7 separate regions of the Homo sapiens genome follow, and all the other regions are linked to region 7. The links are chromatin loops, found by intact Hi-C in ENCODE. Cell type or tissue: dorsolateral prefrontal cortex. All regions are shown on one strand.

Region 1 (4,000 bases), 340 kb after region 7:
AACGTCTGGAGACGTTTTTGGAGGTCACGAATGCGGTGGGGGCATGTGCTACTAGCATCTAGGAATGCTGTTCAACATTCTGCAATGCATAGGGTAGCTTACACAATGAATAATTAATTTTCTGGCTCAAAATGTTCCTAGTACTGAGGTTAAAAAATCCTGCTGTCTGGTGGGGTGGACTTCTGTGGCCCCCAGCTCCTCAGTTCAAGTTTTAAAGCAATTCTCTTTATACAGATGTCAGACAACATGTGTTCTGGATATAATATTGGTGCTAAGTAGGGTTAAACCTGTGATTACGTTCAGAAAAGACTTGTTCTGAGTCCCATGGCCCCCAGTTAGAGGCAAGGGAGGATCCACTGGGCTGCATGGGGAGTCTGGTTGACACTGATGCTGCTGAGGCTGAAGAAATAGGGCAGCCATGGTGTTGTTTCCCTTTATTCTTCTGTCTTCTCCCCTCCTCACTTTCCCTCTCCCTTCCAACTGAGTGGAGCCAGCCATCTAAGTCATGATGTCTTGGGGTATAGTGGATTGGCTTGTACTCCAGGCCAGCTTCATTATTCAGGGCATTTGTGTGAGCAACAGGGGCTGGTACTGACATTCCTGCTTAGCAGCAGTTGGATGCCAATATGGTGTCCAAGGATCAGGTGTCTCAGCCAGAGGGCTGGGTTCAGATCCGGACTCCACTGCTTAGCTGTTGTGTGGCCAAGAGCAGATTATTTAACCTCTCTGAGCCTCAGTCTCCTCATTTTCAAAATGGAAATAATAACAGCCTGCATTTTGCAAGGCAATTGTAAAGATTAGGTGAGGAAATGCATGTAAAGTGACTAGTATAACTGCCGGCATATTTAAGAATAAATGGTAGCTTCTATTGTTGTTTTTGTTATTGTTTATGTTACTATGGTTACTAGTCCCAAGAAAGGCTGACTGAATTGATCTGGGGTTCATTCCCACCCAGGAAGAGGAAGTCAAGGCCCTGTTTGCTGGGTTGGCTGGGCTGGAGCCAGGGCTAAATGCCAGGCAGGCGCCAGGACCCTGCCCACTCCATCCCAGCTTAAATATTCTTACTATATTGTTTCTAGCTTGCCTATGGCCTCTGGCATCCACATGACTCTAAACTCCATTCAGTTATTTTCTTTCCTCCAATGCTAAATTAGGATGTTCACTTTGGTTCCTCCTGGGTTTCCAGCATCTGCAGAAATTCTACACAAAAGGATTCAGAAAGTGCTGGGGCTGGGAAGTTTGTGTTGGCCTTGTTTCAATGACCAATGCAGCTCTTTCTCCTTCCTACCCTTCCCACTGGCTTTTTTGTGATCAGTGACCACAAGACTAAGGACTCCACACCAGGCCTGAGGCCTATTGTGTGAACCAGCTGGCCATTCCCCTAATCTCATAGGTTGGTCCATCCCTGACTGAACCATAACTATGAGGAGCCTGGAGAGGAACTTCTTAAGTTTGTATTCGACTTCATGCTGAATTTTTTTTTTTTTTTTTTGAGATGACGTCTTGCTCTGTTGCCCAAGCTGGGGTGCAGTGGTGCAATCTCGGCTCACTGCAAGCTCCGCCTGCCAGGTTCAAGCGATTCTCCTGCCTCAGCCACCCGAGTAGCTGGGATTACATGTGCGCGCCACTATGCCTGGCTAATTTTTGTATTTTTAGTAGAGACAGGGTTTCACCATGTTGGTCAGGCTGGTCTTGAACTCCTGAGCTCGTGATCCACCTGCCTCGGCCTCCCAAAGTGCTGGGATTACAGGCGTGAGCCACCGTGCCTGGCCATGCTGGATTTTTTTAGACCTCCAGTTTAGTTTGCTTTGAGATCATCTTGAGTTCTTTCTGACTGTGGGTCCTGACTTCTTTTTCCAACTCCATTATTAGCAGGAAGAGAGCATGGCTGATGAACTGGTTAATTACATAGGAAACACGAGATCCTACAGATTTTGAATATTAGTTATGAGAGTTAATTGATTTGTGTGTGCTTAGTTGGTTTGCTTTCCCATAAAGGCTAACATATATTGTAGAGTAGGAGAGCTACATATAGAACACTATCTATTTTGGGCTCCTGTGTGGCACCTTATGGTTGCAAATGACCCAAAGCCAACTCCAGCTGGCTAAGCAAATAAGGGAATTTAATTGGCTTGTGTAATTGACAAGTCCAAGAGGAGGCCTGTTCTCTGTGAGCATTGTTAGGAATCTGTCTTGCTATTGTGCTCACCTTCTTGCCGCTGTGTCCTGGCCTCTGTTCAGCCAGCTCTCTTTTTGTGGAGGCAAGCCCGATTCATGCATTTAAAAGTTTAGCAAGCCAGCAGAAGGACAGCCTTTCTGTCTCCCAATAGTTCCTATGGAATGCTAGTAGTTGAGTATCATTCTTGGGACATGTCCATCCATCAGCCAATCAGTGTTGCTGGCAGAGCAGAACTCACTGATTGGTCAGACTTGGGTTATGGCTCCACCCTCTGGAGCTGAGAGATGCATCAGCCTCCTGTGAACCATTAGGACTGAGAGTGGAGAATGGGCGTTTCCCCAAAAGAAAAATCAGGCTAGTGTCATCAGAGAAAGGGGAGCATGGATGTTGGGCAGACAAAAACAACAGATATCCACTACCATATTTCCCTTTTCATTGTGCTAGTGACTTGGAGAAAATCTCCTGCCTGGTGTGTCTTGATTTCGCCACCAAAGTCGCTCGCAGGCCCTCGGCCTGATTTTATTTACAGCAGCAGCACACCTCTCTCTTCTTCCCTGCAGTCATGATACCCCGGTCTTTCCCCCAGAGGTTGGAATAAATGGCCTTCTCTGAGCCACAATCAATGGCATTCCGTAAGGTGTGACAGAGGAGGCCATCTGGCACTTGTCCCATTGTCGTTTCTCCCTGCCCAGGGAAGAGGCACATTCCAGGCAGAAGGTCGCAGCTCAGCCAAGTGCTGCTGTCTCTCAGAAGCATCACCCTCAGACTGGGGTCTGCAGCACAGAAACGCCACCAGAGTCAAACACCTGGCAGGATTTCCCCCTTTCCCTTTGTGAAATTTTCCAACAGAACCAGGTTGTGGAATAATACATAATGAAAATGATTCTTGAATAAAATTATAAGTTTGAATGTTCTGCACAATACTTTCCCCAATATTGGATGGATTTTTTTTTTAAGATGCTAGCACTGAGATCACTGGCCCATTTCAATTTTTATTGAAACAAATAAACCCAATAAAAACACTTATGCTGAGAGCTGTAGCGCCACAGTGAAAGAATCACCCTGTATTGAATGTATTGATTTATTTATTTACTGCAACTGGAAAATCGAGTATTGTGTTAATGTATTTTATAAGAATCACATTGCTCGATGAAATGGCTAATTTATTTGAGCGTATACATAAATAGCTAGCAATTTTCTCTGAGACAGGCTAATGAAAATGATGCCATGAAATTGTCTATACGATGAAGAGTGACGGAGACGAGTTATTATTGGGTGAGTGCTAAGACGCGCTGAACTGGCCATCATATCTTTGAACTTTTGAACTGCTACTTGTTTCGTGTGATTTATTGATTTTGCTATCTCTCTGTTTAGCTCAACTTTAGTTTTTGCCCAGCAGTGCAGATAAGTGGCATAGGAGATTTAATTTCATGGGTATTTGGGGTTAAAACCTATCTTTAAAAAGAATGCTAAACATGTTTTAATAAAACATGAGTTGCAGGGGTTTTAGGTTTCTGTACGATATGGATCTGATAAGAACCAAGGCAGTTTAGAGGGCAGCCCAGAGGTTCCAGGCTAGGGAGGAACTCTTTCTGAGCTTTGGAAGTTTCACCAGGGCCACATGCATTTTATTTGCTAGATCAGCCTGGCTTCATTCTTAATTACATGTATCATTTATCCCCCTGCCTGTGCCCTTTTGCTCATGGCACATGTTTTGCCTCGATGCCTGGTACACAGAAGGTTTCTCGGGTTCTCGCAGGCAGCATCACTGTCCCTGTCCTCCCGTCCTTGCACACCGAGGGCTGGCCGCTACCGAAGCAC
Region 2 (4,000 bases), 580 kb after region 7:
TCGACTTAGCTCTGCCATTGGGGTACAAAAGCAGCCGTTGACCATGCGTAAGGAACAAGGAACGAGTATGGCTGTGTCCCTTGGACCACAGTTTGCTGTACCATTTTTGGTGTCACCAACATATTTTTAGCTGAGGAATGCTTTTGTGGCCCCGGACATAGCTATCCAGGGTTATGTTAGCTTGGATTCACAGAACCCTCAAGTTAGTCATATTTGAGGGGAGATATCCACGTGTGTCATGCGCCCCCCCCCCCCCGCCCCCATGATTTCATTGACCAACCATGGTTGCTGTACTTCCTTGATCTTGGGTTCTTCCACCCAGTTTTTAGGGTTCAGACTAAGGGAGAGGAAGTGACTTTGCCAGGTAACAGCTTTCTGGTCTTCTGCAGCTCCAGATTAATAAGCTGTAACTGTTACAGAGGCCAAGCTTGGTTCTTCAGGATAAAAATCCCATCTGTCAATACTGTGCCACTGTTAACAGAGAGAGGGGTTCAGAAAAAAGAGAGGTGGGGGGGACTCACAGGTCTAAAACTGAAGCATATTTTTTTTTCCCTCCTGAGGAAGAAATATCATAACTGTTGGTAAATCAAAACCAGAGATTTGACACTTTTCTGTGATCATTCTGCAGCATTTGTTCCCAAGGTGAGGTATACCACAGGGCCCTTGATTTCAAAGATAAATACTGTACAAATAACCATCCTGTTGTCTTTCCCTCACCGCCAACAGAGGGACGCTTTATCAGAATCAGCAGATACCCAGTCTATTGTATGCATTTATTTCCCTGTTTCTTCTGAAAACAACTTGCAGTTTTAGTGTTGATTTTTTTTTAATCTATCAACCATGAGTTATCATGTGACTGTTGCATTTGTTAGTGCTAACTGATAGCAGCAGGTGCTCCTGCTAACTCTAATGAAATCGTCCAGCCCTGCATTGCTTGGCATCCTCCGATAACAGAAAAACAAAAACAAGTCCCGTATCATCCAGAGTGGTGTGAAGCTCATCGGCGTTCTTCCATCTTCTCCCCACTTGAGTCCTTTCTTTTTTCTTCTTTTCAAACCAGGTGAAAGACACAATCTTCACTAGTAAAAACGTGGATTTGTAATTCTTCCCTTTCCTCCCCCTCCCTTTTTTTAATGCTCATGTAATGCATTGGCAAAATGAGGAGTAGATTTGAAGGTTAAATCCTGACCACATTTCCCTGTTTTTAACTTAGAAGGTAAAATCAAATGCAGGCCCATAGTTTCACAAACACCAGGTACTCTTATGTGCTTGGGGGAAAATGTTTCCATTTCTCCTAGTTTTTCTTTTAAGTGACCACTTGTATAACGTCTACTAAAAGTATCATTTGTATCCTTGCTTAGTATCCTATTTGAAAAGAATTTTTTTTCTTTTGGTGATTTCTCAGGGAGAAAAACTTCATGCAGAACAAAACAAAAATTCCCTTGCTTGTTAGATGTATGTAATTTATGAAAGCCAAAATAAACTGTATATGTGCTGTAATGGAAGACAGAGAAATGTTGAAGAAAATGCCCAGAAATGGAACTTTGACCCTTCCCGAAAGGTCGAGGGCTGTAGACAGTAGAGGACATTTCATTGGTAACTTGCTTTTTAAAATTTTTTTCTGTGAATTTTACTTTTCAAAACTGTGAAGAGTTTTGTGTGAAAGAAACTACTAAGTGTGCTCTGTAATGTTTTCACAAGTGTTTTTATCATGGTAACATCTTGTTTACTTTAGTTCCCTGCCTAAAACTACTTGGAACATGTTAAGAAAACACTTCAAGAAAGCCTCGACAAAGAGGCTTTTGTTTAACAGCCACCATGAGGCAGCGTGGATCACAAAGGTGTTAACTTTCAGCCCCTTAAGCACTTCCACATGAAATTCCAGCAACTATGTTTGTGGTTTTGGAAAAACAAAGTGTATGTTAAAGAAACCAGGTATATGCTAATACATGTCGAAGGAGGCCGGATATCATAAATTGTTTCAAACCCATTTGTGGCTCTCGGCTTGCACGCCTGAATGTTCTGCAGTGAAATTACCTCTAGTTAGTGTAGGAGACTTCAGCCATGTAGAGGGAATAGCTGTCTATAATTGTGGATGTATGCAAATCAAATTCCAGCCTCACAATTTAAATCTCGAGAAGATGAGGATGAAAATTTTCCCCATCAGATCTGAGGTGACAAGTCTTTGAGTATTGCAAAATGAGCTGTATATTTTTATGAATTTGACTTTTCTACTTATCATGCATTTTTTATTGGTTTTAGAAAAATAAAAATAGGGTGTTACCAAAAAAAATTTTTTCCCCCTTTTAATGTCTTTTTTAACCTTTCTGACATTGCTTAGGAGTTCAAGACCTTTCTTAGTACTCGAAGAGGTCAAAGTGGCCTAAATACCACAGTGCCCTCTAGTGATATATAGAATATTAGATAGAAAAGTTTAGACAAGTTTGCCAAAGATAACAGGCCCAGTGCCACCTCTTTGCTCAAAAGGAAGCAAATAACATTTGAACGCATTTTTTTTCAACAAACAGATTTTAGTTAGAAATGCAAATTAAATTTAAATTTTTCTTGTAGGCTTTGAAAACATTGGAAAATTTTTTGAATGTCTACTTATGCAATTAATTCTACATATAACTGCATATGTGCATGCGGTACATCTATATCACTGTAGATGCATTGTTGAGTGTTCTTATATTTTAAGAGCCATTAGTTAGCTTAGGTATTTCATGTGATCATTTCCGGCATGTAATTAGAAGGCATTACTTAAAAGACAGGGATCATCTTTGCTCCATACTTTTATTGACACTGTCTACCATATTATGGCCATGTCTAAATGGTAAAATTTATTATTAGCAATAGTGTCACAAAAGTCTGAGACAGCGATTTTCCTTTCAATAAAAGTAGTTAAAAACCTTTTAGAAAATCCATAATTTTGATTGCTGGTACTTCATAAACGTATAACTGGTACTTTTTAGCTGTCTCTTTAGGGAAAAATGAGTTTTATCACCTGCGGTACCTGGGTTAATGAAATTGTGTGTTGGAATTTAGCCAGGATGAAAGATGAGATCATTCCAAGACACTAATATTGGCAACAGGTCTCATAAAAAGCTCTGACTCTTGAGTGAAGTATCATTAGATTTTTTTATTATTATTATTTTATTTAAATTGAGAGATTAAGTTAGTTGTCATTTTCAAAGCTTCTGTACTAGCGAGATTCTCATTTGGCATTACGTTCAAAACCCAGTGACCTAAAAACCTGTACGGAGCCAAGAGAAACAGAGAAGTGTCCATCAGTGCCTAGTACAAGAATTTCCTTGCTTCAAATTTCAACTCCAGTTCCTGTTCAGCCCTTTACAAATCACGACTCTCAGCTCAAATTTGAAATAATGCTGCCTTTTTCCCCCGTGTTCCTCCTGTGTTTGATTGTTTGTGGATATTAGCTGTCCAGGAAATCCCATACTTACAGATATAAATCCAGAATGATCTTGTTTTTCCGCAGCCAGCCCAGGATGTATTAGACAGTTATGATGATTTGTTAATTTTTGTGACCTGTATTTATTTTATGTGTGCTGTATACTTCGAGGCTGGAATCAGCTGTTGAAATGCTCTCCGTCTCTCACAGGCAGAAAGGAAGCGCTCTACTTTTCCTTTTCTGCTTTGGATTTTCTTGCTTTATTTTTGGAAGGTTTTTTAAATCTCTTCACGTCTGCTTTTTATGCGCTTCTTCCATATGGTGATAAACAAGAGGTACATTGTGTTTGATAGACTTAAACTCAATCCTATCAAGGGTGGGTCTTTGGAGATGCATGAACAGGGTCACATTCTTTCCAAATGTGTTTTCCATCCATGATGTGTCTTGACTGTGTAATTCTATTCTCGTTTTTATGGTGATATACATTTCCCCCAAATAATATATTAATCCTCAGATTTAATATGTGTTTCAGTAGAATTCTGCCTATTACAGATAAGAAAATTATATTATAGTCTTGAAGAAGAATAAAAA
Region 3 (4,000 bases), 560 kb after region 7:
GGAAAGGAAGGTTGTATGCCCTTTTCCCCAGACACAGTTTTTATAGTCCCTTAGGGCCCAGTCAACATTCTTTGAGTCATTCTCCTGCCATTCTCCATTTTTGGCTTGTCTGCATATACTTATTACTACTATCTACTTCATATTTTTCATAAATCGTCTCGTTTAAATAGGTTGTATAAAAAGTAACTACTGAGAAATCATGTTTCTGATGTACTCATAAAAACTTTATCCAACGCAGATGAATATAAGTCCAGAACTATGGAAGTGAGGGTATACCATGCAAACCCACCCAGCACACCACTGGCCATGAGCCATGCCCTGAGGACCACTATAGAAAAATAACTCTCTTATTTCTCCCAGCATAATTTGCAAATCAAGAAAGAAGGGGGGAACAAAAACTAAGTCTGGACATAAATGGTTAATAGCTTGTATTTCAGATGTAAAGTTAGTTAAGGTAGTCCTCACATCTCAGAGCACAATATTGAGAGCAGATAATAACAATAATCTCCATCATTGTTTAAAATCACAAATCTGGCACTTAATAGACTAATTCACAGTCACTCCAATTGCAAGTTTTACTCATGAATATCGTATCACATGGGAATGTGAAATCCTCTAATTAAACATGATTTGAAAAGCAGCAGAAAATTGAGATGATGAGCGTTCTGGGGAAGGAGAGTCAAGGATTCCCTGCGTGAGAGAGAAAGGGAGAAGCATGTGTGTTTGTTACAGTTTGTAGAGAACTCCATCCTTATTCACTCTAGGGTAGGCCCTTTAATAGGCTTTAATAAAACACCCTTCTCTTTGTGGGAGGATTACAGGACCCATTGTCAACTTACTTTTGGAAAACTGATTAATAAACATGTAGGGTGGTGTTTTTCTGCAGTGAGTGAGAAGTGAAAATTAAGGCAGTGTGCTAGAAATGCAGTGTCTAAGTTGTCTCCCAACTCTTCGGTGTGAAATAAGAAGCCCATCTGCTTCTCAAAGTGTTTTCAGTGACAGTTGAAGGAGAAAGGTCATTTTTACAAAGCTGCCAGGGAAACGCATGCGGCCCTTGCATCGTCGTTTCTCCTGTTCCCACGTTTCATCTGCTCGTCTTTGGGCAGGTGTAAGACCTTTTCCTCCGATGCTACAGTATGGAATGTGAAGAAACTTTACCTGTCGTTCTGTTTTCTGCAAGAGATTGTGATTTCTTTTCCAGCTGATTTCCAGCTGATTTCGAGGGGATATACAACAGTATGAAAAACGCCAGAAGAATACACTGTAAAGTGGAAAGTGGTGCTAAGTATTTAAGGAATCATCTCTTTGAGATTGTGAATCTACCTTGCTCTTCTTAGAAAAGGTCGTTGCGATCAAGTTTCAAGGCCAGCTCGTCTAGTTTGGTATCATTTTGTGTGACTGAGCATATTTCATTCGAGCTAATGATCAAATATTTCACAAATATTTGATAGCAATTAGTTTTTGTAAATTTAGTAATTTCAAATCAGAAGTCTGATTATATTTTCAGATAGGACCTCATCACTAGAATATTCTCGGATCAAATTCGTATTCCCATCTTCAAACCTAAGAAGTACATGATATGGTTCGGTACAATCTCATTGAAAGTAAGCTATGATAACAGAGTCACAGGCAGGGAAATGTGATAAGAACTAAAAAGTGAAGAGAGAAAAGGGAAAGTAGGATCATTTTGTATAAGCTGTCATTGAAGAATCAGCAAATAAATCTGAAAGCTTTAAAATAGTAGTGGCTTCCATCGATGCCTGCCATTGTAGCGTAAGTGTAGCTTAAGACACTCTTTATTAGTAGATAGGGCTAAAATTGTATATGAAGAGAACAGCTTTCTAGAAACCCAAGGTGTCTGATTTAATGTAATGTTTTGGCTGGGAATAAGCAGTCTCTTACCGTGCAGACAAAAATCACAGGCTGGGATGGACCTGAAAAAGGAGGATTCTGTGGCTTACAGTGTTGTTAGGTTGACATAAAGTTGTGCACATGGACATGAGACCAAATAATTTGGAAGGATAACAGACAAAGAGAGACATGGAAGTCTTTTGTCAACAAAGCAGCCTTACTGATGAGTATGCTCGGTGCCTGTCTCAGGGTCGGAGTTCATAAATGTTGGCTGGACGGATGAAAGTCCTAAATGGTGGGAATGAAGAAGGTGGCCAGTGGGGGAAGGGAGGGAGGCAGAACAGCTTTTAAGTCAAAGGAGGTGGGAAAGGGGATGCATAGTGCCTTTTGGTTTGTGTATTTGCTGTGGGTCAGGGATGAGTGAGAGGGGAATAGCAACCAGCCCCCTGCTCCACAGCCATGATGAAGACACCGATACTCCTTCCTGAGGGGCTTCATTCATTCCTTTAATGGATTTCCATTCAGCACCTACTCCTTATTCATCTTGTCAATACCAGGATGTGCCATTGGTGCCTGTTCCCTATGCCATCTGCATATCCTTGGTGGAAGTTTGGTGGAGGTTTTACCACTGGGAGGAGCTCTTGTGTGATTCTCTTCAGCTTTCAAATGAGGGAATTGGAGGGCAGAGCAGTGAAAGGACTCGCAGGATTCCTGGTTACAAGCAGAGCTATCATGACAAATGAGGCCTCCCAACACTATGCTCCCAACCATTCCTATAGGGAAATAGTGCTGGCCCTCAGTAAAAGGAACAGTTACACTCCATTTACATGTTAAGCAGAGAAAGCCACATAGCACATTCATTCTGCAAAGGTTTTTCAGTACACAAAGGATCAACAGGATCTGGGAAACAAAGTTGCCCTTAGGCACTTATTCTTCAAAAAGTTCAGCTGCTATGGTTTTATTTTTATTAAAAACCTATCTCTCCCCCTACCCGTCAAACCTCAAAAGTTATTTTATAGCTTAATGTAATTTCAAAAGTTGTTATATAATTTTAACTATAAATTCTTTTGAAAACATGAGCAGTATGTTGGGGAAAAAGAAATCTAAGAAAAGTGAAATTTAAAAAATGCCAACGCTTACATTTACGTTCATTTTGACAAAAGTAATGGTTTGATACTTTTATCAAACCATTCATTGGGGATAGAGTAGTGTTTTTATCAAATGGTGCTGGGACAACATTAAAAAAAATGAACTTGGACCCCTGACTCATATCATATGCAAAAATTAACTTAAAACAGACCATAGGCTTAAATGTGAAAGCTAAAGCTATAAAGTTCTTTAAAGCAAAGCTAGAAGTAACTCTTTGTTACCTTGAGTTTAGGCAATGGTTTCTGAGATGTAACACCAAAAACAGAAGGAGCCAAAGAAAAAATATATAAATTGGACCTCATCAGAATTCAAAATGTTTGTGCTTTAAAGCACACCGTAAAGAAAGTAAAAAGATAACCCACAAAACAGGAGTAAATATTTGCAAAAAACAGCCCAATTAAAAAATAGGCAAAGGCTCGTAATAGACATTTTGCTGTAGAAGATACACACATAGCAGTAAGCACATGAAAATATGTGCAGCCTCATTAATCATTAGGGAAATTCAATCAAAAGCACAATAAGGTACCATTTCCTAGCTGTGAGGATGGCTGGAATAAAGATACGTAACAAGTATTGGCAAGGACGTGGAGAAATTAGAACCCTCACACAGTGCTGGTGAGAATATAAAGTGCTTTGGAAAGCGGTCTCAAAGTTCCTCCAAATGTCAACCGTAGAGTTACCATAGGACCCAGCAATTCAACTTCTAGGTAGATATCCCCTAAAATTGAAAACAGATACTTAGAGTACATGTACATACACCTTCATACCAGCACTACTCGCAATAGCCAAAATGTGGAAATAGCCCAAATGTTCATCAACAGATGAATGGATAAATGTGCTATGTATGTACAATGGAATACTATTCAGCTACAAAAAGGAATAAAGTACTAGTAAATGCTACAGTGTAAACGAATGAAACTCCGAGGATTATGGGAAGTGAAAGAAGCCAGGCATAAAAGAACATATACTGTATGATTCCCTTGATGTGAAATGTCCAAAA
Region 4 (4,000 bases), 120 kb after region 7:
AACGGTTAAAGGAATGGAAACTACTTAACATATAGAGGAGAAGCCTGGTTTGGGGGTGGGTGGGAGTTTTAATGTCTTTATACATAACAAAAGGAATTGTAAGCAAGGGGCTGTTCACCCCGCTGTTCTCCAGAGACCTAACATTAGAAAGGTATCACGTGTCGAAGAGCAGGTGAGATCCCTGTGTGATGTGAGAACATGGCAAGAGTCTTTCAAGGTAGCCCGACTCTGGAACAGGACAGTCACACCAAGGAGAAATGTTGGGGTCCTTCACCTTCACGTCAATCAGGCATACTTATTGACATTTGGTGGCTGATTTGCAAATCCTTTTTGAAGCCAAGCAATGACTTAGATGACCCTTTGGAAATTTCTTACAGACTCCTGAGTTCAATTTATGTCATCATATCGTGATTGAATTTTTGAAATTCATTTTTTCAAATGTTTGGACAGGTATTTTTATCTCACCAAAAATGAATACAGGAATGTGAAAGAAAAAAAAAAACATTGCTTCTCCAAGGATTAAAAATCCCACCTAATGAGGACTGTTGGAATGATCAGGTATCTTGATCTTATATTTAACAATGCTGTGACCCTTTATGGTACCTTAAATAAGGGTGGATCTACTTTTCCAAGTCCATTCAGCTAAGAAGAGTTTTGGTAGATCATGAATAGACTTGTAACATATTGGAATCTGTGGAACCTTGTAGATTGTCAGGATTGGTGGCTCACAAAGCACGGTCCCTGTACTGCAGCATCAGCATCATCTGGAAATTTGGTAGAAGTGCGTTCATGGGTCCTATTCCAGACCTCCTGAATCAGAAACTCAAAGAGGGAGATCCAACGATCTTTGTTTTAACAAGTCTTTCAGTATGAGAATTACTGGGCTCCACCATCCCTCATTTACTTAGAAGATTAGCATAGTAATATAAAGTTTTGGGCTAATTGGCAGTCTTTGTCATTGTTGCCATGGTGACCAATTAACCTGGCTCAGGAAAAGGAAAGTTTTTTTAGCCACAGGCTACCCCCAACTATCTTATAAAGACGTTTTCTTCCTTTAATACAAGAGCTGTCGTGGCATGGCTGAGGACACACCTTGAACAATAGTAAGGAGGAAGTCCCTGGATAAAGGGCCGCCGTGTCTTAGAATAATGTATTAAAATCATTTTCATCAGTCATTTCTTTTTGGGGAGATTCCATTTGTCCACCACCCACCCACCTACCCATGTATCCTTCTATTAACTTGTCTTTTCATCCATCTACCCATCCAATCATCCAACAATTCTTTGCTGAAATCCTACTTCGTTCCAGGTACTGTGTGGTGAATGAAGCAGAAGGAAGAAATTTATCATCCTCTGAACGTTACTGGTATATAGGTATATATGTGTGTGTATGTATATATGTATGTGTATATATATGTATGTGCATAGGCATAAGTATGTATGCATGTACGTGTATGTATATATACGTGTATGTTTGTTATATACACATACATACACACACACGTACACACACATATAATAATGTTTCCTTTTTCTCAAGCTCGCAACATCTGTGGTGCCCAAAGCCCAAGTACCCAGTCACCTCCTTCAGCATTTTTTTCTTTTTGTTTTTCTGGCCTTGGGCTGGCTCCCCAACCCACTAAATTCTCCTGCAGTAACATGAGTTTTCCCATTGAAGCTAAGTGTTCATTAAATTGTAAAGACAAACAAAACGTATCCAAGGATAAGTATCACTTGAGAAACACAGATGTCATCATTCCTGGCATGTGTCTGTGTTTAGAGCTTGTACCTGCGTCTCTCATGTAGAACTATATGGTAAGGAGAGGGAAGATGCAACCCCCTGCCCTAGGCAGTGCTCTTTGTGACCTTCCCGATGGTCGGATATATCTTTCTACTTTCTCCCTGTAAACTCTGGGGTGGGGCTCACGTCCCTGCACTCAGCGCTGAGTCAGCATCAGACTCCGCCTCCATTGTCCAGTGTTGTTTTCTGCACCCACCCCCTAAGCTATTTTCTCAATGGAAGAGGAAGGAAAAAAAAATTCCGCTGAAAACAATCCAATCCCGATCAGATTCGCATAGCATAATAAACGCTTGTTTGGACATTGCTTGGACTGTCATTTTAGCAAGAATCTTCTGTTTGATTAAATAGCTTCTCTGTTATGTATTGAACAAAATGAAATGTATGTCATAACAGATATAACTAGATGATGACAACTTTCCTTGACTGTGAATTTCATTAAAGATATACATTTGTGTTGTATCCCTTTGAATGACAGAAGTTGACAAATAGCTGGGGAAAGTTGTTTTCTGGAGAAAAGTTAGCAGCTCGCCTGTTCAGATTTTTTCCAGCCCCAAGACAAAAATAAGGGCAGGCCAGGAAAGCAGAGAGGTTGGGTACTGTCGAGCAGCAGTCAGTGGTGGAGAGAAGGCAGAGGAAGCGTCCTTGAAAGGTCTGGGGCAGGCTTAGGATGGGCTGGCATCTGTTTCCAAGGGGTCTGTACGCACTTGTGCCTGGTTGCCAGCTTTATAAGTGTTTCGTTTTATCTGTCCAGCATGTTGCTTAGATCAATGGTCCCCAACCTTTTTGGCACCGGGGACTTGTTTCATGGAAGACAGTTTTTCCATGGATGCGAGGGGTTGGGGGTAGTGGTTTCCAGATGAAACTGTTCCACCTCAGATCATCAGGCATTAGTTAGGTTCTCATAAGGAGTGCACAACCTAGATCCCTCACATGCACAGTTCACAATAGGGTTCGCCCTCCTGTGAGAATCCAATGCCGCTGCTGATGTGACAGGAGGCGGAGCTCAGGCTGTAATGCTTGCTTGCCCTCTGCTCACTTCTTGTGCATCCGGTTTCCTAACGGGCCATGGGCTGGTACGTGTCTGTGGCCTGGGGGTTAAGGACCCCTAGCTTAGATGGATGGAAAGATGGATTTGCTCTTTTTTTAAACTCTTAGAGCACCTCCACTGTGCTAAGACAACAATGAGTGAAACCAAGCACGGACCCTGCCCTTGTGGAGCATTGCATGAATAAACGTGAGGTTTCAGTGCCATCTTCAGTGATGTAAAACAGAGGCTGTGGGACGTGCACAAGGTTAGATTTCACAGAGCAGGGAGTTAGACGGCTTAGGTTAGACCACGTCCTGGCTGTTCCATCTTAAGCAAATTCCTTAAGCACCCAGTGCCTCAGTTTTCCCATCTGCTGAGTGGAGATCATATTAGTCTCCACTTCATAGCATTGTTATGAAGAAGATGACAATTCTAGCCTGGCCCTCTTCTTCTTCTTCTTCTTCTTCTTCTTTTTTTTTTTTTTTTTCTGAGACAGAGTTTCACTCTTGTTGCCCAGGCTGGAGTGCAATGGTGTGATCTCGGCTCACCACAATCTCTGCCTCCCAGGTTCAAGCAATTCTCCTGTCTCAGCCTCCCAAGTAGCCGGGATTACAGACATGTGCCACCACGCCCAGCTAATTTTGTATTTTCAATAGAGACGGGGTTTCTCCTTGTTGGTCAGGCTGGTCTTGAACTCCTGACCTCAGGTGATCCGCCTACCTCGGACTCCCAAAGTGCTGGGATTACAGGCTTAAGCCACTGTGCCCAGCCTTAGCCTGGCCATCTTCTAAGTGCTTACAATAGCTCACTGGATCCACACATGGTAGAAAACCCTATGAGGCAGGTGCTACAGTCTCCATTTTACAGATGAGGAAACTAAGGGTTAGATGTCAAGTAGCTCCTATGAGGTTATGTAAGGGGAAGGGGGGCAGTTTGGAGACTAGACTTGGGGCAGTCTGGTTTCCCACTTCTGCTTAGTCCCCTGCTTGCCACAAAGTCAGTCCTCTGTGTGTGCCACCTTTGTAATGGCTAGTCAAGGGCCTCGGCTTCCCTGAGGAAGTGACTGTTGAGCGGAAATCAGAGAGGCCACTTGTCTTCAGTCATCCCCTCACCTTGGGGGTGAAAAGGGTAGAGCAGAGGCCAGCTTGCTTCTTGGCAGTGCCTATGGAGAAG
Region 5 (4,000 bases), 460 kb after region 7:
GTTACCCAGGACTCGTTTGCACAAGGCAAATGCTAAACTGATTACAGCTTTTAAAAATTGGTTTGTACATTTTTTAATCCATATTTTAATGTTGGTTTATTATGCAAAAAAAGAGGGGCACTAATTTTAAAAATCCAAGCGTGCTGCAAAAGAAGATCTTGCTTTGCAGTCCCAGAGGGTGCTTGCAATCAGGAATAACCGCAGGCTAAATTATAATGTGGAATTCTGTTGCCCTTTAACCTGATGCTGCCTGTTCACATTCAGTGTTTGTTAACAAACAGCTTTAAGAACAAAATTGTTGGGAGAATTACTATTTGATTGTATGCACTGACTTTATTGAAAATAAGAGGCTTTATTTTTTTTAATTGCATGTCTCTGAGAAAGTTGTGATAATTCCTTTACAGAACTGCCCTAGTTGGCTTAAAAGCTACTAGGTGTTAAGCAGTTACATATCTGTAGGACAGAACACATCTATTTGTGTGACTGAGGCTGGAACATTTGTGTTCATTCCATAACTAGCCATTTTAGGGAACTGGACTGCTTAGAGCTCTCTAGCCCCATCTCGAACTACTTATAGCTCTTCTGTTGAGAGATGGTTTTCCTGACCGCCCACTTTCATGGCGCCCAGGCTGTGTGCCTTTTGATACTGCAACGCAGAGCAGCTGCAGGGGATGCTAATAAAATGCAGGATTTTGGACACTGAGCAAGGTAAGAGTCTGCCTTTTTCTCCTGCCCCTTGAAAAGGGATTGCTAGGAAATCATTTCCTGGTCTCTAACTGGACCAGCTGAGTTAGAGAGGAACATTTGCATTGGATACTCCACCCCTCCCCAAAGTGGAGAAGGCAGGCGTGGAAGCACTGTGAGACTCAGAAGGGAGATGAGGCAGTAAACCAGATCTTTCCCATTTTTTCCCCCAGCCTAGTCTTCTGTTTCTATGATCTGCCTTTTGAACTGTTTTTGTGGCTGATCAGTTCCACCTAATATGTCTCTTGATTTCTGCTATTGTAATACTCAGGCGACATGCTGTTCTCTTCATTTTTATAAGCTTTAGATGCTTCTGCCTGTCATTTTCTGGCGGTTTATCTTCAGCGTCTGGATTTGCTTTCAGACTTGAATGTCTATCAAGCTGCCGTTGCTTTGAATGTGAGATCAAAAGAAGATGAATTCCAGTAAAAAATTTCCTTCTATGAAGAAAAGATTGGGGCCTATGTAAACATCCCACTGACAGCTCCCAATGAGTTATTTTAGCCGAGTATTAGCACCTGGATGACAGACAGTCCAGCATTCCATGCTAAATAACAAATCAGTAGCTTCTGTGGCAGAAGAACATTGCCACAAGAGCAATACATTTTCAGAAGGAATCCTTTTCTTCCTCCTTTTTTTTTTTTTTTTTTTGTTATTGAATATGGCTGTTCAACTCTTCCTCCTGTTTTTCAAGCTGACTTGCTGTGCCTTCAGCAGTTTACTTTTCTTCACAGTATTTGCTGAATTACTCCGGTGACGGAAGACAGGACTGTGACAATCATTTTGGGGCGGGTTAAGGAGTGTTCCATTAGGCAAGCTAGGCATCTGGAGATAAACAGGTAGTTTGGTTGATGGTGGAGAAAGAAAATGTAAAGGACAGCCAGTCAAAGCCAGATCCAGGGCATATCCCTGGAATACGGGACGATGTGTTCTTTAAAAATACATGTGACAAAATCCTCTAAAGTCTGCAAAATCTGAATTTTCTTCTTCTTCTTTTTTTTTTCTTTTAAAGCATCCTGCCTATGTAAATGTCACCACAAAAATATCTCAAGAGCAGGTTTCCCGAAACCCTGTTGGTGTGTATTTGTCTGCGTGAATGAGCTGTGTTTGGCTAGGGCTTGGTCTAGCCAGGGCGCACTGCGTGTGCTGTGTCGCTGCTTGCAGACCTGGAGCGGTTTAGATATGTGTGGCATTAATAGATTTCTTTAAGTGCTAAATGCAACTTTGAAAATTACCTGCAAGCTCCAACTGATCTTTCAACTTTGAAAGTGAAGAATTACTTGAGGAATTCTTGTGGTTTCTTTGTCATTTAGTGAGAGCCCAGCCAGCTACTGTGGAGGCAAACCTCCCTGAGGTTGCCTACAAAGGGCAATGTTCCAGTGTGTTTTCTCTTCGAGTGTGCTTCAGCCGCACAGTACTTCCTGTTTATTCAAACATCTTTTTTACCACTCGGCAACCCCCGCTTCGCAGAAACAGCCAGAACCCATCTACAGCAAGAAGACGGAAATCCAAAGGCAGACAGTACGGGCTCCCTTCGCCAAACTCTTCATTTTCTCTGTAAGTGTCCAGAGAAAAAGAAACATTTTTTTGCTGGGTTAAACTTTTAAACTAGGGATCCGTTCTTGTGCAGACATTCTCTGAAGGGCGAAATAAGGTGATCCAACTTGTTTACTGCTTTTTTTCCTCCCCCTTCCCTCCTCTCTCCATCAGAGGCTTTTTTCTTTTTAGAGATTTGAGAGGACCGTTTCCTTCTAACTCCTTGTTTAATTCACTCTTGTTTTCAAATATGTCTTTGGATATAATCAGCTAAGTAAGCAGCCGGGTGGTGTCAGGATAGTTTTATAGGCTAAACGTAGATTGGAACCTCTCTCTGCTTACTGTGACATTGTTTCGTGTTGCCTTCTTTTTCTTCCTGTTATCACAAGTAGTAAGAGAATGTGGGGATGGTGCCTTTGTAATTCTGCATCTACAGAATTGTCCCCTGATGTTTGCATCACGACACCGTCATCATTTGTGAATCGGTCTTGGTAATATTTGTACCAATTTCATGCCAATAAAAGTCAGACTGCTGAAACACGCACGGTCATTATCTCATTCATATTCCTATTGTTTCAACGGAGTGGGCTGCAGAGGGAAAGGGAAAGCCTGCCTCACTTTCCGTGATGGTTGTTAACTTTGATGTTGGAAGGCTCTTTTCAAAATTTTCCTTGTGGATAATCAGTATAGCAGGAAAAGCCCTTGGACTTGGGCTGCCTCCTGGCTCTGAGTAGAAGAGCAATCTAACGGCTCTCTTAGTCCTTTCTGTTGAAATGACTTTTTAAACACATGATTTGACATTTTTGAAAAAGGTTCCACCTTTTCCTGTCTGTAGTCACTCCTTTTGCCTCTCTCCCCTCCCTCCACACCCCCCTTCCCTGACCCCCAACTTCAGTTTAATTGGTAAGCCAGGTGTTAATATTTCTTTTTTAACTATATGGTGGTCAGGGAATAGACAGGAAATGGAAAATAAGCTCTTTTGATCTTAAGAGAATTGTTATTACTGTGAACCTCGTTTGCTAGTCCGCAGTCTAAATATTTTTAAATTTTAGTATCTAAAACAGCATCTATTAGAATAGAGAAAGAAATATGCTCTGGGGTTGTCCAAACCTCTCATAGAAGAAACATTTAGATACATAAAATAATTGTATGTATGTGTGTGTGCATGTGTGTGTATTGCTATCGCTATGGTGGCTTTTTTGAATGTTCAGAAGTTGTTCTCTTTTGCAAGAAAAAATAAGATGTTTGCGACTGCCTTAAGGACAATTTGTTTAACAGTAGGAGTAATTGCAGGGAAAATGGAAAGAGTGACTGAAGGTATTTACTCAGATGTTAGTGTAGGTGTGGGGGCCGAAAACTCAGTGTGGGAACAGTGGGCTGCTTTTCTTGGTATCTTAGTCTATTTGATGACCATCAAATTTCCCAGCTCGCTCGTTTTGTTTTTTCTGGATGGCATGTTTGATTATTTATCAGAAGGGGAAGGGAGTAGCTGAAGCAAATAAACATGTGACCAAGTTCTGTTTTGTTTTCCACTCCGAAAGCCATGCCCTTTAACAGATATACAGAAAATAATAAATGCATTGTCTTATGATAAAAGGAAATTATATGTGTCTTTTTTTTTTTAAGGCAAGTGAGTTAACCCTTAAGGCTCAGGAGGCTTTTTGCCTTCTGAGAATTTGCCAGGCTTTTTATTGAGAATTAGCCTATTGCAACTAATGGT
Region 6 (4,000 bases), 520 kb after region 7:
ATGAGCCACTGCACCTGGCCATGTTTAATTCTTGGGAGAAATCACTTTGCTTTTCTAAGCCTCAGTTTCCTCCTCTGTACAATGAGGGCTGGAATTTGTGTTCAGATTATGACAACTGCATGAGACTGTTAAAACACCCACAATCCAAAATTTTTTTGTTGGCCTTTCTTATTCAGCTTTTCTAAAATGACCTGGTGCTCACAGTGATTAATAAATGGTTTTAACGAAGTCTTCTGAGTTACTATTGGTTTTAACATTTTATATTATATTCCACTTATGGAAGTTCCAGTTCTTCCTGAATCCCAAATACAGGGCAAGTACACAGGACCACAGGAGTTTAGAATTAACCAAAGTGGCCTGGGCATATGTAGTTTATCCAGGTTTATCACTGATGGGACATTTCCTTGCCCAGAAGTAGTCTCTGAGTCACCATATCATCTGTCTGTCTGGAGACAGGGCGAGATGGGCTCCAGGTGGCTTCTAAGTTAGTATGCCAAGCCATTTCCCTCTCTCTTTTGTCACCTCCCCCTTACCCAAACCATCAGCCTTTAAATGCCACCTCCCCAGTGGGCCTTCCCAGACCCCTCCTCCTAGTGATCTCCTCCTTCTTTGTGGTCCCATGGTGCTTACAGCCACCACCGTGCAATTTAGTAGTTGAGTAAGCACTGCATTGCATCACTCTCTAATTATTTTGTTTAAGGCTTGTCTCCACAGCTGGGTCATGAGCGTCTGTAATGTTGTTTGCTTGTTTATTGTTTGTTTTGATGCACCTGCAGACTATTAGCTGATAAACACTGACCTGCTAAGGAGTTAGTCCACCTTCTGAAAGCATGCATGAGTTTTATGGATGCCTCATGAAGAACTTAGTTTCTAAAATAAAAACACATTGCATATTCAAAGTACATCCCAGTTTTTGTTTATAAACATTAAAACTCAATTTTAATACTTTGGGAAAAAGAAAGTCACTTAGGCGTTTTGAAATGATTCTTTCCACTTTCTCCCTGTACATTGGTTGGAGAGCACTTCCTTTATTTGTATTTCCTGCCGTTGGGGCTCTCTGCCAGCCCCTCCGGAAAGAGCACCTTTTCTCTTTAAGAGTCAGAACTCTACTGATAGTCGGGGGACTTTCTGGCAGATTTAAGGTCCTTCTACCTCGCAAAAGAGCCCTTGGTTCTCTGTTGAATATTCATGAGAGGGTGGGGTCACATTTTGTGACCTGAAAAAATCCCATTAATAAATTTGGTATCTGACACAAAAACACTTTAGGGTGAAGAGCGATCTGCGCTGTGCCCATTTAACATCTGATCATACTTTGATGGTCACTTCGCGCTTGTCTCTTTTACAGCCAGAGTAAAGAGGGAATTGTCTGCTCCCCGCTGACCCTGTTGAAATTCAGGCATTTGCTTGATTGGAAATATTACCAATATTCTTTCTGGTCTGTAGTAACCTGCATTTAATACACTTCACATCAAAATGTACTTTCAAGTAAAATTCCTGGGATTACTGGGTCAGATTTTGTTGCCTTTTTTTTTTTTTTTTTTTTGAAGGCAAATAGGCATTCATTGATGTCACACTACTCCTTTTCCTCTAATATTTTGAGAAAAAGAATAAAAATGTGTGTGGGGATTTTGTGTGTGTGTCTTTAAAAAATATACAGGCCAGGAAGTTTTTCTCCAAGTTTGAAGGTGGTAAATAGGTGATTTTTTTAGAGTCGCCGAAATGGACTAGATTAACCTGACGCTTAAGTCGTGTCAGTTGAGCCAACAAAGTTTAGCACATTGTTGACTTTTTAAAAAAACACTATACTCAGCTTTCAATAGCCTGAAAGAGCAGTGACTATTTCTAATAGAGAAGGTCATCCTAAAGTGCTTATTGAGAGTAGCTTTTGTTGTTGCTATTGTTGTATAAATAAGAAAGGAATTTAAAGAATTATTTCTTAGCAAACGTGTGGCAGATGCTTTCTTCGGCAGCTGTCGTTCTAGAGGGGAAGTCGCCTGGTTCAGCGACGAGGCACGTTTGGTTGTTATTTATTTCCACCCCGCGTCGGCTTAGTTTTCCTCGGTGCGCACTGGCACACTTTGGCGAGACCGACTCTGGGAAAGAAAGGGGTGTGGGGAGGCCAAGGCTCTGTGAAACCCCCGACGTGAAGCGAAAGTTCTCCTCCCAGGGAGGTTTTCGAGGAAAAGCGCTTTTCTGCGCTGCCTAGGAGACCTGCGTACCCTCCCGAAGCCGAACAGTTGCTCGGAGCAGTCGGCTTGGCGCCGCGAGCGCCGGGTGCCCCTCTTCGGCCTCCCGGGTTTCTCGGAAAGGTTAGGACAACTCTTTGTCAGTCTCAAAGACGAAACAAACACGCCGCCCCGCCGGCAGCCCCGGCCCCGCAGAGCCCCGGCCAGAGGGAGCGGTGCGCGCCGAGCCCGGCCGACCCAGACGTCAGCCGGAGGCGGGTCACCGGGTTAACAGCTATTAAGTGGAGTTGCTCTCCAGACAAAAGCAGGGTGGCACCCGAGCGTGATTTCACCTGCCGCGCGGAGGGGGCCGGGGCGCGCGGGCGCGGGGCGCGGGCCGCGGAGCCCATTGTGTGGGGCGCGGCGCGGCGCGGCGCGGCGCGGGGTGTTTAGAGGCGGGTTGTGATTGGTGGAGCAGGGCGGGGCGGGTGGGCGCGGCGCGGCGCGTCTTGTCAGCCCGCGAGCCGGAGCGCCCCTGCGCGCGTGCAGTCCGCCTGCACGCCGAGGCCGCCGGACCCCACGCCCGGCCCGCGCGGGCGCCCCGAGCCCGGCTCCGCGCGCCTGGCGGCTACATGGAGAGTGTCAGGTTGGTCCTTCTGATTGATCTTTGCCGGTTTCGCTCTCCTTCCCCCGGCTCCGCGGCGCCCGCTTCCTGGGGGCCTCGCTGGGGAAGGCAGGAGAGCCCGAGGGTTCTGAAGTTGAGTCTTTTAAAAAATCATCCTCATCCTCGCTGTTTACCAAGTTGGGTAGGAGTTGCGCTCTGGAAGTGGAGGCGGGGAGGGAGTGGAGGGGCAAGAAAAAGGAGCTGCAGGCCTGTGGGTCCTGGAGAGAGATACCCCCCCACCCCCCTTGCTCTTTGGCTCACACTCTCGCTCTCTTTTTTTAAATGTTCATGGGTGGGGTGTAGTTGAGAGTTGGAGGAAGTCCTGCTTGTGTGTTTCTCTCTCTCTCTTTTTCGTTTGCGATTCATTTTCTGCCGGTCTGGCCTTCACGCAGCCACTTTGGTGAAGCCCTCGCCATCACTCCGTTCGGGGGACGTATCTGGGGTGTGATTTCTGTCACTTTCAGAGCGTGTGAAATATACAAGGAGCCTTCCATCTCAGTGTAACCCATGTGGATGTTTCTTTGCTTCTGATAGTTTGTTTCTATATCTGTCTAGGCTATTTTCAGCTTAGCTGTTCAAATTCGACGAGTTCACACACAGTAAAGGGGGAGGGAGAGGCACAGAGCCCCACACCGGAGCAGGCGAGCGAGCGAATGGAACACTCTGGCAGGTTGGGGATTCTAAGCCTCTGTTGCATTACTTGGCTGGTTAATTAAGTAGTGAGCGGGGTTTGGGTTTGGACGTGCAGCAGACTGAGGAATTGCCACGGGGTACTCCCAGCTGAACCGGCTCTGAATGTAGCTAACTCAACTGTCAGAACTGCATGAAGGACGGTCAGTGGAAACGGGACTTTTTACCCCTCTCCTCCCCAAGTACGGTGTTGGGAAGGAGAGGACCTTTAGGAAGTGGGTGGTAAAGTTTTAGAGCAAAGTACATATAGACTCTTCCTCTTTGGGATTAACTCCTTCAAGTCCTGGCAGTTACAAGTAAAATATCTAGTAATTTTATATTTTTGTCCAAACAAACCAAATGTTCTAATCAAACCAATTTTAAAATGCAAATCACCTCATTTCCATAGATTCCAGCATTCTAAAAGTGACACATGTGGGGGAAAAATTAAGCCTGATAACAGGAAATGTGAATCATACTATCAATGACTAATCTGCTTAAG
Region 7 (4,000 bases):
TTGAAAAATAAGGAACCAACAAAGTTTATAAAAGATGCCAGTTTGGAGAATCATGTATGGCAGACTTACAGGACTACCTGTGAAATAGTTTAAGGCTATCAAGATATTGAGATGCAGCCTGTTGTATAAGGGGCCACATGTACTATAGATCACCTTTGTCCAACTTGAATGTGTGTGAGACTTGGCTGGGTGATTTTTTTAAAATACAGATATTTGATTCACTAGGTCTGAGGTAGGGCCTGACATTCTGCATTTTTGACATAACCTGGAGGTGGTGCTCTGCAGGTCAGCACATCTCATTTTGCATAGTAAGGCTGTAGATTGTTCTAGTACCTGTAGCAGATGGGGTTGAGCCACCCATACTCCTTTTACATGTTTCCAAGGTACCAACGTTGCACTGGGAATGCTCAGGGCATTAGAACAGCTTTTTGGATTGATGATACTTGGCCAAATGCTTCACCGTACCTTGTAGTTTATGAGGATTACAGTCCACTGAGACCCATGTTCATACAGTACAGTCATGCACAACCTCTTTTCACAATCACCAATTTAGAAAAACATAAAAATATTTGCAGGCCATATTTATTTATGTTTATATAACTGCATACTTTAAAAAAAAGCAGCAAGTGCAGTCTTGGTAACTAAGGTCTCACTCTCCAGTTAGAAAAACAGAAAAAGCACTATTGTTTCTAGATTTAACTCTGAGCCTCTTAAGTTTTGTTGTGGGGGAAAACACTTTTTAAGCTAGGGTCATTCCCCGTTCCCTGACTAGCTTTTCCACCCACTCAAATTATCAAATGTGGTTTTGTCTCAGAGTGTGCCTGTTAATATTGTATACTTTAAAACAAGAGATCCCCTGCTGATTTCCGGTGTGGACATATAGGGACATGAGGACACAGAGGATGGGCTCCTCTTACCACTTACTGTGAAGCACATGATTTTCATTAGCCATTTTTATCTTCTTGGAAGGCAACTGAGTTTAAGCTTTCATTTAGAGAATGGTCTGCCCACGCTTACTAACCTCCCCTCTCTGAATCCACTTTTCTCTTCTCAACCCTCCCTTCTTTCTTTGCTGTGTTGACCCCCACCTGGATGTCTGTCACATCTATGGAGAGAGGGTGGAGAGAAAGGACGGTGAGCAGGGGGTTGAACTTGTTCTTGACCCTCTGTGGCCTCAGTTTCTCCCAGATCTGTAAAGGGGTCTGTAGGTTAGCTGTTTCTGAGAAGCTAGACAAACCACTTAAGTCTGAGGATTGGTCACTTTAGTGGAAAGAGTGAGATGGAAACCCACAAAGTCAGGACACCTGGATTCTAATCCTTGTCCAACCAGTAACCAAATTTATTTTGCCTTGGAGGGCAAATGAAATCCCTGGGCCTTAGATTCCTCATCTGTAATGCGATATTCTTAGTTATGCCCATGTTTTTTAAAGTGTAGGAACCTTGGCACTAGGATGGCATAACACTGAATCACACATTGAGAACTGTATTCCTTTCCGATCACTTTAAATCCTTCTGGTTGTTAAAAAAAAAAAAAAAAAAAAAACAGAAAAAAAGAGAGAGAAAAAACAAAAATTCAAAAATTTCCATTGATACTCTTGTCCTTAACCCTTCTCAACATTTGCCACTCTCCCTCCTTTTTTCAAAAATCATTTTTAATTTTTGTTTTGACCCTCAAAGAGAAATCAGTGACTTTGTTTTTACTGTGCTTGTTTTTAATTTATGGTGGGTGATACTGATTTCCCATTTAAGGCAGTAATAGAAAAAAATTAAAAGAAGGTTGATTTAAATGAAAATGTTTGCTACAATTACCATAATAAGTGGCCTCCAATGAGTATGGTATATTAATTATTCGGGAACTGTTATGTCATATAGATATGGCAAAAATCAGGACACCAGTAACTGTGGTTAAAGAAACACTAAATTAAGTGGTTTTAGTTTTTGTTCAACTCAAAACTTACAAGAGCATTCAGGTACGTCGTCAGGTGGTAAATGTCCACTCCAGTTTCTGTTCCCCAAATGTACATATATTTAGTGACATGGTATTTGGTGAATGAAGCTCATGTTTGGTGTATACAATCAACAGTAATGTGACAGGGGACTAACATATTCTGATACGTTTGGGAAAATTTTGGCTGCAGTTAACTATAATTTGCTAATTTTGCATTTACATTGGTTTTTTTTTTCTCCTGTTACTTAAAATATAACGAAATGGGGACAAGCACCTTTGCCTTGGTGTAATTAAAAATAAAATTATGTCAGGAACATCTGTTTTCAGAAGGGATTTCTATTTGTTTTATCACCAAAAGGTGGCGTCCTACCCCCATGCCCTTTATTTTAAAACCTTTCTTGCTTTAATTTAACAAAAAGAAACTTCCAGTTGATTACTGATAAAGAAATTAAAATCTGCCCCCCACGAATGTAACGTGACAGTGTTGAAAATGAACAATATGTTAAGCTGCAGTTAAGTTTCCCTCTAATGTAAACCAAATGGACATCGAGTTCTTTAATAAGGCAGCACAGCACATTAGACAGTATCATACAAAATTGAGTACAATATATCATGGGATTTACAACCAGGATTTCCTTTTGTCTGCAAAACTTGTTGCCAACCTGACTGTGGCCCCCACTTGCAAGTGAATGTAGAATTTAAGGCAGTTAAAATGCAGAATCAGATTAGCAGCAATCTAAAGATCTTTTTAGTATTGCGATGATAATAATTTTTAATAAACACACTGCTTAATCTGAAAAACAAGATCAGAGGATGAATTGTTCTTTACAGACTATGAATAGATCTGTTACATTTAAATAAGTCGTTATTCCCCTGAGTTATAATTCTACAGTCAGGCATATACCATAAACATGTTATATTTGGCATAAAGTACTTTAGAAATTAAAAACCATTTTTAATAGGTTGACCACTACAGAACCAGTAGACTGGCTACTTTGTAGATTTCCACTTAATTCCGTGTGAATTCAGCATATGGAATTTCCAGTGATGTCAAAGAGTTGTTGGCAGTATTAACTGAGTTGACATAAAGCTTTTAGTTCAGTGCCTAGATCATAGTATTTAATAAATGTTAGATGTTATTATTGACAGCTTAGACTGTGAGCTCCTCAAGGGCAGGAATTTTTATTTTTTCATCCCTCTGTGCCCACTCTGTGGTCTAGCACACAGTGGGTATGTCATTAATCCCTTTATGTCTTGACAAACAAGACGTCGAACCCTAGCCTCTAGGAAGCTAGGACATTCCATACAAACTAAAATGCATTTTATTGGTCTAGATTCTAGTCTAAAAGATTCAGTGAATAGTCTTATCTGGATAGCATGGAACTTTATGCAGCATGCATGCAATGTGAATTCTACCAGGCTGAAATTACCTTAGCAGCCTCCCTTTCTTTTATTCTGTAGCATCAGCGAATGGCTTTGTTATTTTTTTTTTTTAACTTGCGAAAGATACAATTTCAAAGCGATAGTCTTATGCCACCCTTGAAATTAAGATTTAAGTTCTTCTGTAAATTAATGTTTAACAATATTTGTAAAGGGGCATTACGCGAAAGAATTTAATAATAACCTTTTCAGGATATTATCTACAACTGTGCTGGTCTCAAGACCAAAGGGACAGTAAGCCTCTCCCCTCCCCGCAAGGGGAAGTACTTTGTAGGAATCCACAGGGGTGACTTTTAATATATTCTCATAAAGAATTGGCCTGGTGTACACCAGCCAGCCAGTAGCTGGAAATGCTGGTTTGGGAGTCTGGCCACTTCTGTGGTGGTGGGTCTGAAAAAATTTACTTCTGTTAACAACAACAACAACAACAACAACAAGACATAGAGGTCTTACAGCTTTCCAAGTCACGTTTTGGAAACACATACTCTGCTTCCTTCTCTATGCGTATTGATAAAAGTGAAAGAAATACTAGTGTCTTTTGTTTTATGTATGTATATTTCAAAACATTTAATTCAGGCTCTTAGTTTATTCCTTCGAATTTCTAAATTCAAC

What was found. A loop is a pair of places that touch in the nucleus more often than their neighbours do. Peaks named below come from ENCODE experiments on the same cell type or tissue, not always from the same donor. Only the 100,000 strongest peaks of a DNase experiment are listed, where the experiment ranks them.
Region 1: a loop joins it to region 7, with 4 times the contacts of the local background. A loop is called at or near these places in 40 of 110 quality-filtered maps.
Region 2: a loop joins it to region 7, with 4 times the contacts of the local background. A loop is called at or near these places in 66 of 110 quality-filtered maps.
Region 3: it touches region 7 in a loop (5-fold over the local background); 9 of 110 quality-filtered maps call a loop at or near these places.
Region 4: a loop joins it to region 7, with 2.2 times the contacts of the local background. A loop is called at or near these places in 11 of 110 quality-filtered maps.
Region 5: a loop joins it to region 7, with 4 times the contacts of the local background. A loop is called at or near these places in 46 of 110 quality-filtered maps.
Region 6: it touches region 7 in a loop (10-fold over the local background); 70 of 110 quality-filtered maps call a loop at or near these places.

The regions. Positions count from the first base shown.
Region 1 is chr3:71,246,233-71,250,232 of GRCh38, reverse strand. All of the region lies in intron 5 of FOXP1 (forkhead box P1), which reads left to right. Among named protein-coding and RNA genes, the nearest start is that of FOXP1-AS1, 42 kb to the left of the region's middle. In dorsolateral prefrontal cortex, no CTCF peak of the experiment used is centred here; a DNase peak (open chromatin) is centred at 2,421; H3K27ac peaks cover 224 bases.
Region 2 is chr3:71,005,412-71,009,411 of GRCh38, reverse strand. The region is part of intron 12 of FOXP1 (forkhead box P1); the gene reads left to right. Among named protein-coding and RNA genes, the nearest start is that of FOXP1-AS1, 280 kb to the left of the region's middle. In dorsolateral prefrontal cortex, a CTCF peak has its summit at 2,388 (motif pointing left); no DNase peak of the experiment used is centred here; H3K27ac peaks cover 3,604 bases.
Region 3 is chr3:71,021,260-71,025,259 of GRCh38, reverse strand. All of the region lies in intron 11 of FOXP1 (forkhead box P1), which reads left to right. Among named protein-coding and RNA genes, the nearest start is that of FOXP1-AS1, 270 kb to the left of the region's middle. In dorsolateral prefrontal cortex, a CTCF peak has its summit at 2,484; a DNase peak (open chromatin) is centred at 2,499; H3K27ac peaks cover 3,612 bases.
Region 4 is chr3:71,464,624-71,468,623 of GRCh38, reverse strand. The region is part of intron 3 of FOXP1 (forkhead box P1); the gene reads left to right. Among named protein-coding and RNA genes, the nearest start is that of MIR1284, 75 kb to the left of the region's middle. In dorsolateral prefrontal cortex, no CTCF peak of the experiment used is centred here; a DNase peak (open chromatin) is centred at 1,939; H3K4me3 peaks cover 1,061 bases.
Region 5 is chr3:71,128,799-71,132,798 of GRCh38, reverse strand. The region is part of intron 6 of FOXP1 (forkhead box P1); the gene reads left to right. Among named protein-coding and RNA genes, the nearest start is that of FOXP1-AS1, 160 kb to the left of the region's middle. RefSeq lists an enhancer at 2,332-3,074. In dorsolateral prefrontal cortex, CTCF peaks have their summits at 2,131 and 2,852; DNase peaks (open chromatin) are centred at 638 and 2,178; H3K4me3 peaks cover 3,509 bases; H3K27ac peaks cover 4,000 bases.
Region 6 is chr3:71,063,635-71,067,634 of GRCh38, reverse strand. All of the region lies in intron 7 of FOXP1 (forkhead box P1), which reads left to right. Among named protein-coding and RNA genes, the nearest start is that of FOXP1-AS1, 220 kb to the left of the region's middle. RefSeq lists an enhancer at 2,035-2,535. In dorsolateral prefrontal cortex, no CTCF peak of the experiment used is centred here; DNase peaks (open chromatin) are centred at 2,314 and 3,494; H3K4me3 peaks cover 2,966 bases; H3K27ac peaks cover 3,875 bases.
Region 7 is chr3:71,585,050-71,589,049 of GRCh38, reverse strand. It overlaps FOXP1-DT (FOXP1 divergent transcript), which reads right to left. Exons shown (of 1, transcript NR_182289.1): 1 at 1,641-4,000. Among named protein-coding and RNA genes, the nearest start is that of FOXP1-DT, 2.1 kb to the right of the region's middle. In dorsolateral prefrontal cortex, CTCF peaks have their summits at 2,104 and 2,306 (motif pointing right); no DNase peak of the experiment used is centred here; H3K4me3 peaks cover 670 bases; H3K27ac peaks cover 1,686 bases.